Linked DNA regions of Homo sapiens: region 1 is linked to region 2. A link is a loop called in an ENCODE intact Hi-C map of the cell type or tissue named here. Cell type or tissue: PC-3. All regions are shown on one strand.

The links. Hi-C counts contacts between places; a loop is a spot of excess contacts. Peaks named below come from ENCODE experiments on the same cell type or tissue, not always from the same donor. Only the 100,000 strongest peaks of a DNase experiment are listed, where the experiment ranks them.
Region 1: it touches region 2 in a loop (12-fold over the local background); 4 of 110 quality-filtered maps call a loop at or near these places.

Annotation. Positions count from the first base shown.
Region 1 is chr10:106,396,723-106,404,722 of GRCh38, reverse strand. No RefSeq gene overlaps it. Among named protein-coding and RNA genes, the nearest start is that of LINC02624, 260 kb to the right of the region's middle. In PC-3, a CTCF peak has its summit at 3,375 (motif pointing left); a DNase peak (open chromatin) is centred at 6,242; H3K27ac peaks cover 5,830 bases.
Region 2 is chr10:106,553,756-106,561,755 of GRCh38, reverse strand. No RefSeq gene overlaps it. Among named protein-coding and RNA genes, the nearest start is that of LINC02624, 420 kb to the right of the region's middle. In PC-3, CTCF peaks have their summits at 3,031 and 5,980; DNase peaks (open chromatin) are centred at 625, 2,095, 3,215 and 4,495; H3K4me3 peaks cover 506 bases; H3K27ac peaks cover 6,527 bases.

The DNA of each region.
Region 1 (8,000 bases), 160 kb after region 2:
TGCTACACATAGGGATGCCACTATGCATTTTTCTTTTTCATTAAGAGCTGGTAAAAGTGCTTAGCTGAGTACAGCTGAGAAAAGAGTCTGTGTTTTGATAGAACCTCACTTTATACCTACTTTCTTCCTCATATCCTATGAGCAAACACATGGCAGTCAACACTGAACTATTCTTTCCTCATATCATCTTAAGATTTTCAGAAGATTCTCTTTGTTTCGTTTTTAGCTTTTTTTTGAATTTTTTATTTCAATAGGTTTTTGGGGAACAGGTATTGTTTGATTATATGAACAATTACATAAATTGAAATAAATGATTTTGATTTTGAGAAGATTCTTGACACTGTTTATATATTTACACAAAGTTAACTTTAAGACTTGGGAATTTCTTCGTTTCAAAATTACAAAAAGCCCAATGCTTAGGCAAGAGAGCAGAGCTCATTATAAGGATATAGGACTTTCTCCTAGAACCTTATGTTGGGAAGTAGAGTCAAGTCCAAGGTAGTTTGAAACCTGGTACTGTAAAGCTCTCAAGAATCAAAGCAGGTGCATAGAAAGGCCTCTCTTTCTAGACAGGTAATTTCAACCTTTTTCTTTTTAGGGGGGCATTTTTCCTGAATTTTTCAGCTCCCAAGTTTACAGGTCTGGATCAAATGGCCAGCAGAAAATGATAAGCATCAATTAATGCTGATTCAAACAATCAAGACAAAGTGGATGGAGCAACATGGATAACATATCCATCTCTGCATCAATCAGGTATGGCCATGAAAAGAGGACCATCAGGGCAAACAGGCCACAGGGTCCCATAACATAGATTGAGCAGGGAGGGAAGTTATCACAGAGGGAAGTTGTGGGTGAAGCAGACACTGCAAAAGTTGTGCACTGGCAGTAAAAATGTCACCAGTAGAATTGTAAGGTGGCTTTGCTTTCCTCCAATATATTAATATTTAGTCTTGCAGATTGCTAGTTACTCATTGAGGAAGGCTTTGCTCTCTGTGTATAGTCCCCACTTTCTTTCGCTTTGCTCTGAATGTTCGATGTTCTCTTATCAGTATCTTTGGCATCACAGGGTCAGTGTTTACAGATTTTTACATCATTTATTGAACAAATATTCCCTGGTTGTTCATGTCTAATATCTCTATGTCACAGAAAAAGTGAACTTACCTTAAAATATTGTTTTTTCTTTCTTACACCAAAATGCCAAGGAATGGTGAAGAATAATCAAACATAGTGATTATGTGTATTCCTCATTTTAAATGTAGACACAGTATTCTCCAGAAGTCCTATCCTACAGGCCAATTATGTATGTTTTCCTACTCTCCAAATGACTTATTTTCTCTCTTCAAGCCTCATCCATTTCAACAAACTCTAATTCTCAGCTATAATTTCCCTCATAGTTTATTGAGCTAATAGGAATAAAGGTACTTATTTATATTTTCAACATCATATTTATTAACCCACCTGCATTTATGTAATATACTTATACTGACTGTCCTTCTCTTTCCATGGCTGAATGTGTTCTTGTTCCTAGATGAGACCAACCCTCCCCTTTTAGTCTCCTGAATCTATCCTCTTCTGTTCAAGGACCTCATGTCTGCTTTATACAGAATTCTTTTTCCAGAATAATCTATTTCTCCTTCTCTATTGAACAATTCCACTATCACTATATCCCCTATTGATATCTCAATATCTCCTATCTTAAAGAACATTCTGTTGACTCTACTGCCAACACTTTTTTTTCCTATTCTCCCGTAAGATTCTTTAAATGTGGTCTGTAGTTGCTGTTCCCACCTTATCATCTTGCATTCTCCTATCAACCCACTATAATTGTACTTCAGTCCCTGCCACTCCATTGAGACTATTCTCATTTCATATCGATGACATCCACATTGCTAGCACACTGATTAGGTCTGTTCTTTTCTTAAACTGTCTTAAACTGTTAAACTGTCTTAAACTCCATTCAAAAGCACTGATTGTGGCTGTTTATTCCATGACTATTCACATTCTGTTTTCTTGGCTTTGTGAACAGCACACTTCCCTGGCTTTTCTCCTACTTTGAGGCTCCTTTGAGGCTCCTTTGAGGCTGCTTGTTCTTGGCCTACTTTGCTAACTGCTTCTCCTCTATTCAGCTTTTAAATATTGCATTGCTTCATGGCTCAGTCCTAGACCCCTTTCTCTTCCCTAAGTACTCATTCTTCTTAGGCGAACTCACTTAGCCTCCTGCCTATAAATACCATGCATATGCCCTTCACCTTCCAATTCACTACTCACAACATGACCTCTTCCCACAACTCTGCACCAGTGTATGTAACTACCTACTTACCACATGTTTAGATTTCTCATAGATATCATAGAGTTAAGAGGTCTGAACTAGAGTTGTTTATTTTAATTTCTGTGGGTACATAGTAGGTATGTATATGTATGGGTTACATGAGATGTGGCATGCAATGCATAATAATCACAAGGGTGAATGGGTGATTACCCATCACCTCAAGCATCTATCCTTTGCATCACAAACCATACTCTTTTAGTTATTTTTAAATTTATATATATATATATTTTAATTTATAGTTATTTTTAATTTAATTTTATTTTATTTAGTTTTTTAATGTATACTTTTAGTTGTTTTTTAATGTACAATTAAATTATTTTGACTATAGTCACCCAGTTGTGCTAGCAAATACTAGGTCTTATTCTATTTTTTTTGTAGCCATTAACCTTACCTCCTCCCCCACCCCAACTACACTTCTCAGCCTGTGATAACCATCCTTCTACTTTCTATCTCCATGAGTTTAATTATTTTAATTTGTAGATCTCACAAATAAGTGAGAACATGTGATGTTTGTCTTTCTGTGCCTAGCTTACTTCATTTAACATAATGCAAATGACAGAATCTCATACTTTTTTGTTGCTGAAGAGTACTCCATAATAGCCAAAATTTGGAAGCAATCTAAGTGTCCATCAACAGATGAATGGATAAAGAAAATGTAGTACATGAACTAGAATTCTTGACTGTCACTTACTCTCACTCAACTCTTCCTATATTCTTTCCCATTCCAGTGAATGGTAAAACCACCCACTCAATTGCTTATGTCAATAAGCTAAGAGCAATCCTCAACCTTATTTTCCCCTCCTCTTACCATATAAGATCCACTACCACATTTTTTTTGCCTCTGCTTCCAAAATGCATCAAATATGTACCCACTTCTCTGTCTCTCTGCTCCTACTGCTATCATTCAAATCACCACCATATCTTGCCTGGATGTCTTTAACAAATACTTGGCTTTCAATTTTTTTCAATAGAACCCTTTGTCCATATGCCTTTTATGTTAAATTTTTAAGAAGTTGAAGCCAATAACTTGGCTCCCCCTACTGGAAATAAAACCCTCCAGTGGAACTTGGATTTTAATCTAACTCCTTACTCTGATTTATAAAATTTTATCTGACCAGGCCTGTGACCAGTTCTCTGACCTCATTATTTATACCAGATTTTCCTGAATTTATTGTAATCAAGAAAAACAAAATTAAACCACCAATCCCCCTACCTCCCATCCCTAATACACACACAAATATACCAACCACACTCACGTATATGTAGTGGCTTGTTTCCGTTCCCAACACACCAAGCTTGCTCACACTTCAGGGTCTGTCTCGGTCAGCTTGGGCCGCTATAACAAAAATCCTATGGACTTGGTGGTTTAAATATGTTTCTCACAGTTTTACAGTCTGGGAAGTCCATCACTGAGGTGCTGATAGATTCTGTGTCTGATGAGAACCCTCTCCTGGTTTTCAGATGGCCATCTTGTTGGATTTTTACATAACAGGGGTGGGGTTAACTCTCTGGTATCTTCTTATAAAAGCATTATTCCATTATGAGGGCTCCACCCTAGAACCTTATCTAAACCTAATTACCTCCCACGGCTGTCACCTCTTAATATATCACACTGGGGAGTAGGTGTTCACCATATGAATTTTGGAGGGTACATAAATATTCAGTCCCTTTCAGGGTCTTTGCACTAGCATACCGAAACATACTTTATTTTTGCGTGGCTACCTTTCTTGTAATTCACATTTCAACTTTACTACTGTCTTTTGAAACAAGCCTCCTCTGACCATCCAATCCTTTTCTATCATGTTGCCCTGTTTTCATCACCCACAGAGCACTTATCTCCTGAGACTGAAACAGAACCTGTCTTATATCTGCAAGTGCTTGATAAATATTTGTTGTTGCTGTTTTTGCACAAAGCCTTTGATGTTTTGTAGGGCAGGGATCTACTCATTTTATTTTGTGTTCTAAATAAGTAAAAGAACAACATCTAATTTGATTTGAATTATAGTAATTAAGACACAATACAGAAATGCAATTAAAAATAAAGCAAGGAGCAAACTGAACCCTAAATTGCATATTTTTGGAGGCAGCATGCAATTAACCAGAATGAAATAAATCTGCTTTTGAGAACATGGGGTGGGAATGAGAATCTATAATGATCATAGTTCTTTGGATCCTGTTTTTACATTTCATGAAAAAGAAAAAAAATTATACTGGCTGATTATCTTTACTCTTTACTGTCTGTAAACTTCCAAAGCTCTGTGGTAGGATTTTTTTTTTTCTTTGAGACAGATTCTCGCTCTTTTGCCCAGGTTGGAGTGCAGTGATGTGATCTTGGCTCATTGCAACCTCCACCTCCCAGGTTCAAGTGATTCTCCTGCCTCAGCCTTCCGGGTAGCTGGGATTACAGGTACCCACCACCACACCTGGATAATTTTTGTAGTTTCAGTAGAAATGAGATTTCATCTTGTTGGCCAGGCTGGTCTCAAACTCCTGAACTCAAGTCATGTACCGGCCTCGGCCTCCCAAATTGCTGGGATTATAGGCATGAGCCACCGCTCCCGGCCTGTGGTAGGTTCTTTATGGGAAGGTTGGAACTAGACCAGTGCTTTGGCCTTTTATCTCATGCATGGCCTTAATAGTAGCATAGGGAAAGAGACTTTGGGAATTCCAGTTTTACCACTGAATGATCTGTGGAAATCAACAAGCTGTGTAGTGAGGAGACTCAGACAGTGAACTATAGTTCTCCAAAGAATCGCTCTTGGTTTTACACAATGCACTCGTGGATATATTCTTCAGGAATTAGAAAAAAACGTGTATGAGGTGGGAAAGTTAGATGATTTCCATATCTATGGATTTAAATATCAATCAACTAGTCATTTTTACCAGGAACACAAATGTTTGTGCTGTTTATATTGTCTAGAAGTTATTCACCCTTTTTGTGATAATAGCGGTTCAGCTTTCCCCTGGGGGAACCCCCTCTTTCTCTTGCCTTCAGCTTACAGGTTTTCTGTGGAGTCAGCTAAGCCATCACTCCAGGAGCAGACATGCTTCTTAGCCTGGTCAATCAGAATATCTCATGCCCCTGGCTGTGGTAATTGGTTCACTGACAGGCAGATAATCAGAGTCAATACAATGAAATGGGACTGTTGTTGGGACTGCTGAGAGAAAAGCACTCTCTTCTGTTTCTCCTTCCTTTATCGTGACAGAATGGGGGCTTAGATCTGCTAGACCAGAGGTCTCCAAACTTTTTGGCACAAGGGACCGGTTTCGTGGAACACAATTTTTCCACGGACAGGTGGAGGCGGATGGTCTCAGGATGAATCGAGTGCATTACATTTATTGTGCACTTTATTTCTACTATTATTGCATTGTAATAAATAATGAAATAATTATACAACTCACCATAATGTAGAATCAGTGGGGGCCTTGGGCTTGCTTTCCTGCAACTAGACAGTCCCATTTGGGGGTGATGGGAGACAGTGATAAATTAGCAGGCGTTAGGTCCTCAAAAGGATTGCGAAACCTAGATCCCGCACCCATGGAGTTCACAATAGGGTTCACGCTTCTATGCTAATCTAATGCCTCTGCTGATCTGGTAGGAGGCGGAGCTTAGGCAGTAATGTGAGCAATGGTGAGGGGCTGTAAATACAGATGAAGCTTCACTTGCTTGCCTGCCACTCACCTCCTGCCATGTGGCCTGGTTCCTAACAGGCCACAGAGGGATACTGGTCCGTGGCCTGGGGATTGGGGACACCTGTGCTAGACCATATTGCTACCCCAAAAAGAGTGTGAGTACAGCTGATCAGGCCCAGGGGACAGAGAGCAATCAGGGTATGACTTACAGTTGGCCCCATTCCTGGCTTTCTTAGTTATGTAAACAAATACGTTTCCATTTTGAGTCATGTTTTTTGTTATTTGGTGTTGAAAGTGCTTCTTGAGAGATATTCAACTTATGGCTCATTTTCCTGTTTCCTCTGTGTGTGTGTGTGTGTGTGTGTGTGTGTGTGTGTGTGTAGTCATCCTTTCTGCCTTGCCTTGTAGGTTGGGATCCAGGAACACAGATTTACTGTATTCCTGATTTTGATGGCACAGTTATGTAGACTTGTATTAATTTCCAATTTTTATTTATGGCTGTCTTATGGTACTATGGCCATGTCATACTATATTTCTGAGAGCACTGAACATCAAAAATACTTATTAATATGGACATTTAATTGATAATTATCCTTGCACAATGCTTTGTGGATGTCATGGCATTGGGCTTACTGTGAGTAACAAAAAGGTTTAAAAATCAGGTCTTCTTGTCTCCAACTTTCATTTCTGACTGGAAGGATAGGATTGCTTATATGAAGCAGTTGAACTGGGAAATAGCTTTCTATAGTTGTGAAAATGGGAGGTAACATTGAATTTAATAGTTTAATAAAGGGATAGATGACTATGGTTCGGGATATCCATAGAAGAATCATGGAGTATTGGGGAATTGAATTAAACTTAAGGGATAGGCAGGCTCAGTGTAGCTGGAGAGGATTCAGGAGACTATTTTTGGTGAGAGGCAAATAGAAAAACTTTGTTGCCATTGGAAAACAAAGTGAGTGGAACAGCGGATGTTCCTTAATTGTACAAGCTATTCTTATTATAATGTGTCAGGTAAGTCATTTCCAGAATATAATTTTGTGGAATCTAAAACCAAATTTACATGAGAAGGCCTTATTTTTAGTTTACGGTTCAGAAAGTTGAGGTATTGTGCAGTTACATAACTTGCCTACATTACTCAGCTTATAGGTGGTACAATGATGAGGAAAATGGACCATAGATCTCACTACGGAGTTTGTGCTTTTGAGGGTTGCACAGGCAAAGTGGTACCAGTTCATAGAGGACCTCCAAAGCTGGCCTGAGGAATCTGGTGAGAATTCTTGAGAGAGGTCTTTCAGGTAATCTTCTAGTAGCCCACATAGTGAGGTTTTTGAGTCAGAATTTTGGTGTAATTTGAAATAACCTAAGTAATGAGGCATCTTCTTCCATGATGACATTCTGATAAGGAAGATTCCTCTAAACTAGAAGAAGTCTTTCTTTGCTTCATTTCATCCAAATTTCCTTAGGAGCTTTCTGTTCTCATCCCTAGATCCATTCCCCAGCTGGTTTCTACAGGTTAGAGTGAAATTAGAATTGTAACAGGAAAGTTAAAGCCTGTTTTGCATTAGATGTATTTAAAATCCATTTGTAAATTTTTCTAACAGCTGCAAAGTGGCTTTTTAACACATCCAGTAATTGAAATTATTTTGTAATGCAAGTCTTGTCATACATCATTAAGATCATCCTTCTACCTCTAGGCCGATTTAGGAGTGGCTCAGGCATTTGGACTGCCCTGCTGAATAAATCTAATTTGTTTATAGCTATCAGGGATGCAACATTAGGTTTGGTGATTCCAGAGTGACTGTTACATTCAGACATTCACAGTTTTACCAGCTCTGGAGTTACTTTGCAGAATCCATCCTTGTCTTGGTTACTAGGGTGTGGTAATGCCGGTCTCTTATTATTCATTATAGGTAATAATCTTTTCCCCTGAGATCTGTGCCTCTGTGTCTCACCATTAAATTTGGAAATAGAGAATTGCTCAAAATGCTGTCTTGCATTGGTTCCAGTGCCTCTGTCTTTAAAACTCCTTTCAGTC
Region 2 (8,000 bases):
TTTGGGTTCTTTGGAGAAACAAGACCAATAGGATATATACATATAGAGAGAGATATATTTTAAATAATTGGTTCACATGATAATGGGGCCTTAGACTGAAATCCACAGGACAGGCTGGCAGGCTACAAATCCCAACAAGAGTTGATGTTGCAGTCTTGATTCCTAAGACACAATTCATTCCTCCTCCCGGGAGCATAGTCTTTTCTCTTAAGGTGTTTAACTGGGTGAGGTTTACCCACAATATGGAGGGTAATCTGCTTTACTCAAAGTCTACTGATTTCAATGATAATAAGATCTAAGAAAAAAAAATGCTGTCATGGCAACATCTAGACTGTGTTTGACCAAACAACTGGGCACTACTGCCCAGCCAAGCTGGCACACAAAATTACCCAGCACACGTCGTCAGTACCCCAGACTATACACTTTTTTCATATAGGAAAGCTGGTAGATTGTCATTGTCTAAGAAATGTCACACAATTATGTGACAGTCTTGAAGAAGAAAATATAACTTTTTTATCTTCCAGATTAAAAAATTGAATGGGGTTTGGCACCTCAGGAGGATGGAAGCATTTACAAGTCACTGCCTACTTTAAAGGCATATCAGATGGCTGACTCATGCCTAACTATTCTGTTCCCATGGGAGAGTCTAGCAAGAACAGGCCTCAATTTACTCACATGACTAAATTAAATGGACAGAGTGTAACAGGACTTGAGATGCCCCCATCGTAAACGCAAAAGCACCAGGCAGGAGAAATCAAAATTCTGCCTTTGCTAAAGCAGCTACTAGTGCCTAAGGACTGAGATAGAATTTTGTTTTTTTAGTAAAATTTAAAATGTTAACTGTTTTTGCATAAGCACACTTTCCTCAAAGTAAAAGCATGAAGAACAGCACTTAAACATATAACGGATAAAAGAAAAGAAAGAAAAGGATTAGAGATAAATTTCTCTAGCCAGGTGACGAATGAAATCGAGCACAATTTTTTAATATCAGGGAGGTTTCATATACATCCTGGTCAAGCAGAGCCAGAGTGGTGGACACCCTGACACAGTTCAGAAATAGCAGCTCTGGAAGAAGTGGGCCCAAAGTCAATAGAGAGATGGAGCAGAAAAGAGGACGGAGTCACGCTCCTGACCAACCAAAATAGTTGTTCCAGTGTCCTCATCTGCAGAAATACCAGATGACGCAAAACATATTCTTTGTTTCTGAGATGGAGTCTCACTCTGCCGCCAAGGCTGGAGAGCAGGGGCACGCGATCTCGGCTCACAGCATCATCCGCCTCCTGGGTTCAAGCGATTCTCCTGCCTCAGCCTCCTGAGTAGCTGGGATTACAGGTACGCACCACCACGCCCGGCTAATTTTTTGTATTTTTAGTAAAGACGGGGTTTCGCCATGTTGGCCAGCCTGGTCCCAAACTCCTGACCTCAAGTGATCCGCCCGCCTCAGCCCCCCAAAGTGCTGGGATTATAGGCGTGAGCCACCGCACCCAGCTGACCCAAAACATATTCTTCTCTTCATCTTTCATTCTAAGTCTCTATCCTTCTGCTGTACTTAAGAGAAGCATTCATGTCTGTATTTCCTTAAGGAAAAAGTTTTCAAATAATGATGAAGCTAAAAGCCTCTCTGATCATCATGAAAAACTTTACTACATTTCTTTTGGGAACAGGATTAAGATAGGAAAGAGCATATTAAACAGAGAATAGATCATCTTCCAGATTGGCTGAAACAGCAATGGCAATAGAGAGTATTTTGGGATATAAAGCTAAAGAGATGGGTTGGTGATAGATCATGGAAGGCCTTAACTAACAGACTGAAAAGATAGGTCTTTATCAAGAGACGAAAATTCAATTCCAAAGCCTTTAGAAGTTTTTAGCAGTGAAATGGTATGCTCAGAACTCTGCTTTTAAAGTTTACTTTGGAGCAGAGTGTAAGATGGATGGTGTATTAGTTATCTATCACTGCATAAGATATTGCCCCAGAATGTTGCAGCTTAAAAAAACAAACATTGTTACTTCTGCAGTTTCAAAGAGGTAGAAATCCAGAAGTGAGTAAGCTAGGTGATTCTGACTCAAGGGTTTATGAGGCTGTGGTCAAACTGTTGGCCAGTACTACAATCGTAGGAGGACTTGAGTGGGCCGGAGGATCCCCCAAGATAGCTCAATCTCATGGCTTTCACTGGAACATTTAGTTCCTCACCACATGGGCTTTTCTACAGGCTGCCTAAATGTCTTCATGCCATTTCATGACATAGCTTCCCCTAGAGCGTTCCAAGAGAAAGTGAATGAGGAGGAAGCCTCATGCTTTTAATGACCTAGTCCCTGAAGTTGCACCCTGTCACTTCTGCTCTATTCTATTATTAGAAATAGGTCACTGGCCAGGCGTGGTGGCTCACGCCTATAATCCCAGCACTTTGGGAGGCCAAGGTGGGCAGATCATAAGGTCAGGAGATTAAGACCATCTTGGCTAACACAGTGAAACCCCGTCTCTACTAAAAATACAGAAAATTAGCCAGGCATGGTGGAATGTGCTTGTAGTCCCAGCTACTCGGGAGGCTGAGGCAGAAGAATCGCTTGAACCCGGGAGGCGGAGGTTGCAGTGAGCCCAGTGAGTGAGACCCCGACTCCGTCTCAAGGGAAAAAAAAAAAAAAGAAGTGGGTCACTAAGTCCCGCCTACTCTCAAACATGGGCAGGGGCAGGAGTCAGAGGAAGGAACTGGGCTCCAACTCTTGAAGGGGGAGATAACAAAGAATTTAGGGACATGAATTATTAATAAGACCAATATAGATGGTTTATCATTGGAATGTCTTAGGGATTTTTACCTTACATCTGGTGCCTCCCATTCCAGAGGATATTTGGGGCAGGAAAACAAATCAGAAGTCTGGTGCAATGGTAAAGAGGCCAAACAAGGAGACCTCAGCTAAGGCAGTGTGTTGAAGAAGAGGAACGTCAGGAGAAACATTTATGAGGATAAATTATGAGGGTTATTTTTAGCAAGACTTTCAGTAAATTAGATGTTAAGAACTATTCAAAATTTTCTTATTTTTAAACTATCTGTCGTCATCAGATAGGGTATATGGGACTGGTCAGATGATGGCGTCGTTGGCAAGAATAAAGAAGTTAGAGGACATGTTGAGGAGACACAGAGAGATAATGTGTTTGCTTCTGCAAAGATTGACTTTGTAATATCAGTGGCCCTCCCATGTGCAAACATCTAGCAGGCTGTTGAAATACTAACCTGGAACTGAACCATGAAAAATAGGGGATGAGCAATAATATAAATAAGCAATAATATAAACTCGGCAAGGAATGGCTTGGCCAAAGGGGAAGGAAGGAAGACGGTTCAGTTTAGCCTCTTGAAAAATGGATACATTTGCAAGAAGGAGGAAAAAACCAGAATTTTTGAAAGGAATCAAGAAAAGAGTTCAGAATTGCACGGGACATGATAGCAGGAGGAAAGGGAAGATGAGGTCAGTTTGCAGTGCCGAATGTTGTGAGAGGTCAGGAAGGAGCTGGACTGTGTGGGGACAAGTGTGTTCAGAGATTGTGCTGTCTGTGGTATCTAGGAGAAGGTTATAAGCAGGATGGGAAGTGAAGAAAAACACATGGCATGGAGTTGAGCAGTGAGAGGAAAACCTCAGTAGTGTGCTGAGAAAGGTTTAACAGCTGGCTCTCCATGTGGGTGAGTGGGTGGAAACCCTGATGTGTACCATTTGCTGGATTCCAGTGTGTAAATATTTCTACCATGGCCAATTTCAAGCTACCCATGGTTAATAACTGCCTCACAAGTTCCAGAAAAACTTAGCCATCAGTTCTCACAAGCCGTTATGAGCTGGCTACAGTACATCACTGGAAGAATTGAAAGATAAATGCATATGTTCATCTTCTAAGCCTTATATTATATGTAAGGCATTCTTTTGAACTTAAAACAAATATGGGCCTGGTATAGTGGCTCACGCCAGCAATCCCAGCACTTTGGGAGGCCGAGGCAGGCAGATCACCTGAGGTCAGGAGTTTGAGACCAGCCTGGCCAACATGGTGAAACCTCATCTCTACTAAAGATACAAAAATTAGCCGGGCGTGGTGGTGGGAAACTGTAATCCCAGCTACTTGAGAGGCTGAGGCAGGAAAATTGCTTGAACCCAGGAGGCAGAGGTTGCAGTGAGCTGAGATCGTGCCACTGCACTCCAGCCTGAGCAACAGAGTGAGACTCCATCTCAAAACAACAACAACAAAAAATAAACGTTAACATACACTTATGCCCTATAAATGTGGAAAAGCATGATAGTGTCTCAGAAAGCTTTCCATAAGCCCCATAATTTTCAGAAGCCAGAGAAAATCTTTTTTTGTCTTACCCTCTTGCCTCCCCCATCAATGTTACAGGGACACCTGGGGTTCACATAGCCATCCAGAGTTCACATTTCCCTTCTTTTGTCTCTCCCTTCCTTTCTGTCACTTTTTCCTTGGGGATGACTTTACCTCACAGCAGCTACATTTTTCCATTATGAATCTTTTGCATTAAATGCTCACATTCTTCATGGATGAAGTATTGCAAAAACAAGCAAGCCTCTTACTTTCTAATACCCACTGTCTCTCAGAGTAGAATTTTGATATGTCATACTTAAAGCCTTCTTCCACACCAGGGATAAGAATAGTGGGGGACAAAAGGACAAATGAGGAAGTGGCCTAGGTCTTCCCACACTTAGAACATGTAAAATATTCACAGTGCAAAACTAGCTACTCACTATCTCCCACTGTTAGAACTTGTGTAATTTTCATCATCATTTAGATTTTGATCAATGGTATCCTTGTTTTTGAGCCATCAGACCCCATGAAGAAATCCTCACAAAGACAATCCAAAGACAAGGGCTCACTTTAACCTGCAAGTATTTCTGCCATGCCAGGGCTGAATATGCTTACCGGGGAGTTCTAAAGAAACTCAGTGCCAACATTTATTCATGATGTATGTTCTTCCAAGCCTAAAATTACCAGACTTGAAAGCTGTGTGATTTTAAAATGAATTGATCAAGACCATAACTGTTAATAAAATGCATGACTACAGTCTGTATATTAACTACGATCTCTGAGAAAATATACTTGGGAATCACAGAGCCGTATTTTGCACTTGGTCTTAGAATCCTCATTTTTAAAAATCCCACTGCTAATTAAATCCAACTGAATATTTCCTTTACCTGAAGATAGAGAAGTGCTTCTTGTTTGTCAAATCCCTTTCAGCCAAATAACCACTTAACTAATCTCAAATTGAATATCTTATTTAAGATTTTGAATTATCCTTTCTCTCCAGAGAGCTGCTGTTGAATATTGTAATAGCATTATCCAGAGAAATATTTCTTATCCTCTTGACTGAAGGAAAGGGGGAAAAAACCTGTTTCGTTATATCACTGAGTAGATTGAAATCTGGGAAAATGAACAAGCTGACATTTTTAAGCCAAAGACCATTAGTAGGAGGCAGAAGTGGCTTTCATCACTGCATACAAATCCTAGTCCTGAGCTCACCGAAAAGAAAAGAGAAGTTTGGTCTTTTGCTACCTAGACTAATTTGATGATTCCTGCTGAGAGTGACTGGGATGACAGCATATCATAGGGAAAAGAGAAACAGACCTGTCTCCTTCACTTACTACCTTTGTGATCTTCGATAATTTACTTAAATACTTTGAACTGCAGTTCAAATGGCATCTTAGACATTCCTGAAATAGTACCTGACTTTTTGCCATTAAGGCCTATTTTAATTGAAATTATATCAAAAAAACATATTGCAAAATTAACTCATTATTTCTCTGTTCATACCATGAAATGGCTCACCATTTCACTCTATTACAACCCTACATCCTTCATCTTTTCAGTGGCCTATGATCTGTCGCTCTGTTACAGCTCCAACCTCCATCCCTGTTCCTCTGTCCTGTGCTCTCACTGTGCCAGCCACACTAGCCTCCTGCCTGTCTTTTAGAGAAGTGCACTCTTACACCAGGCCCCTGCACTTCTTCCTGGAATGTTCTGATTTCCCACAGGGCTTGTCCTCTCACTTATATCTCAGTGAAGTTTTCTGAAATGGCAACACTTCAACACGGCTGCTAACACTTCTTACCCTTCTGTTAAAAGATAATTTATTAAAAAAATCTTCAGTCTCATATAAATATCTGTCACGGTTAATTTTATGTGTCAACTTGGAGAGTGTTTTGGAATGAGATTAACACTTAAATTCGTGAATTTCAGTAAGTAGGTTCTCTTCCAAAATGTGGGCAGCCCTCATTCAATCTGTTGGAGGCCTAAGTAGAATAAAAAGACTGGCCTCTCTGAGCAAGAGGGAATTATCCAGCAAACTACCTTCAGATAGGAACTGCACCTTTGGCTCTCCTGGGTCTCTGGCTGCTGGCCCACACTGCAGATTTTCAACTCTCCAGGCTTGATAGTTGTAGGAGCCAATCCCTTATAATAAACCTCCCTCCATATTTATACACATCTTATCAGTTCTGTTCCTTTGGAGAATTCTAACTAATACAACATCAAATTAACAAGTGTCAAATATTTTACTTAACTCACTAATTAATGAGTAAACCACTAAGATGTTAAGACAGATGACAATGAAAATTGAACTTCAGTTTCCTTGGGCCAGGCATATGGGCATAATTATTTCCTCTGTGTAGTTGTCTTAACAGGCTGCAATCAAAGTGTTGACCAGGGCTAGGTTATCACACAGAGGATCAACCAGAGAGGCATCTACTTCCAAGCTCAGATTGTCAGCAGAATTATCTTCCCACAGTTGTAGAACTGAGGACCTTGCTTCTTGTTGGCTGTCAGCTAGAGGCTGTCCTTAGCTCCAAAAGGCCACCTGAAATTCTTGTAGACCGATCCCCATTCCTTCCCATGTGAGTTTTAATTATATGGTCACTTACTTCATTAATCCTGCAAGGAGATCCTCCAGAGCAAGTCTGCTAGCAAGACGCAGATGTATATAACATGAAGTAATTATGGAAGTGACATCCCATCGCTTTGTTATATTCTGTTGGTGAGAGTAGAAGCAAGTCACAGATCCATGATTACTCAAGGGGAAGAAATTACACGAGGACACAAATACCAGAGTTGTGTACTATTGTGATATACCTTAGAGTCTGTCTGCCACACAGCCAAAGTCATTCAAAGACTCACACTCCTATGGAATCATATACTCCTTGGGGGGTCCACTAGATAAGACAGCCATTTGGAAGAATGCCAGTTTCTTAAAAAGCTCTACACAGTCTTGCGATGTGTTTGAAAAATCATACTGTTAGGTATTTCAATCGTGAGTTGAAAGCTGATGTCCTCACAAAAACCTGCACACAAATGTTTATAGTAGCTTATTTCACTGTCATCAAAAACTGATTGCAAGGGGTTCTGAAGAAACAGAGGAAGAGCTGAATAGAACAGTGGAACTATTCTGTGACACTATAACTGTGAATAAATAACATTATGCAATTTTCAAAACCCACAGAACTTTACTACACAAAAAATGAACCTTAATATGTGCAAATTAAAAAAAATCATTTAGAAGTTCTGGAGAATTCTAGGATGGAATGCAGAGTTTGAAGTTAATCAAATTTATTCTTAGGTAAATTACTGTCTTTCACTAAGGAGAAAGCATGTAAGGAAAGAGGGGAAAAGAAAATTGCTGCTTGTCTAGCAACTCATACCCTCTTCACATGCTAACACATTTGGTCACCACAACCATCCTCTCAGACAGTCCTTACTATATCCTCATTTTACAAACCAGGAGTTTGAGGCTCAAGGAAGCTACGTCACCCTCCCAAAGCTGTACCTCAATAATGAGCAAAGCCATAATTTTAACTAGAAGAATCTTATGTCCCTAAATTTTCCCTACCAATCAATGATTCTTATTTTAGGATATAAAATATTTTCTCCGAGATTTGGAAAGCTTTTTCTCCCCTTTAAAAAAAAAAAGTGGTCCACTTTTAAGTTTGAACACTACTGCCTATTCTATGGTCTCTCC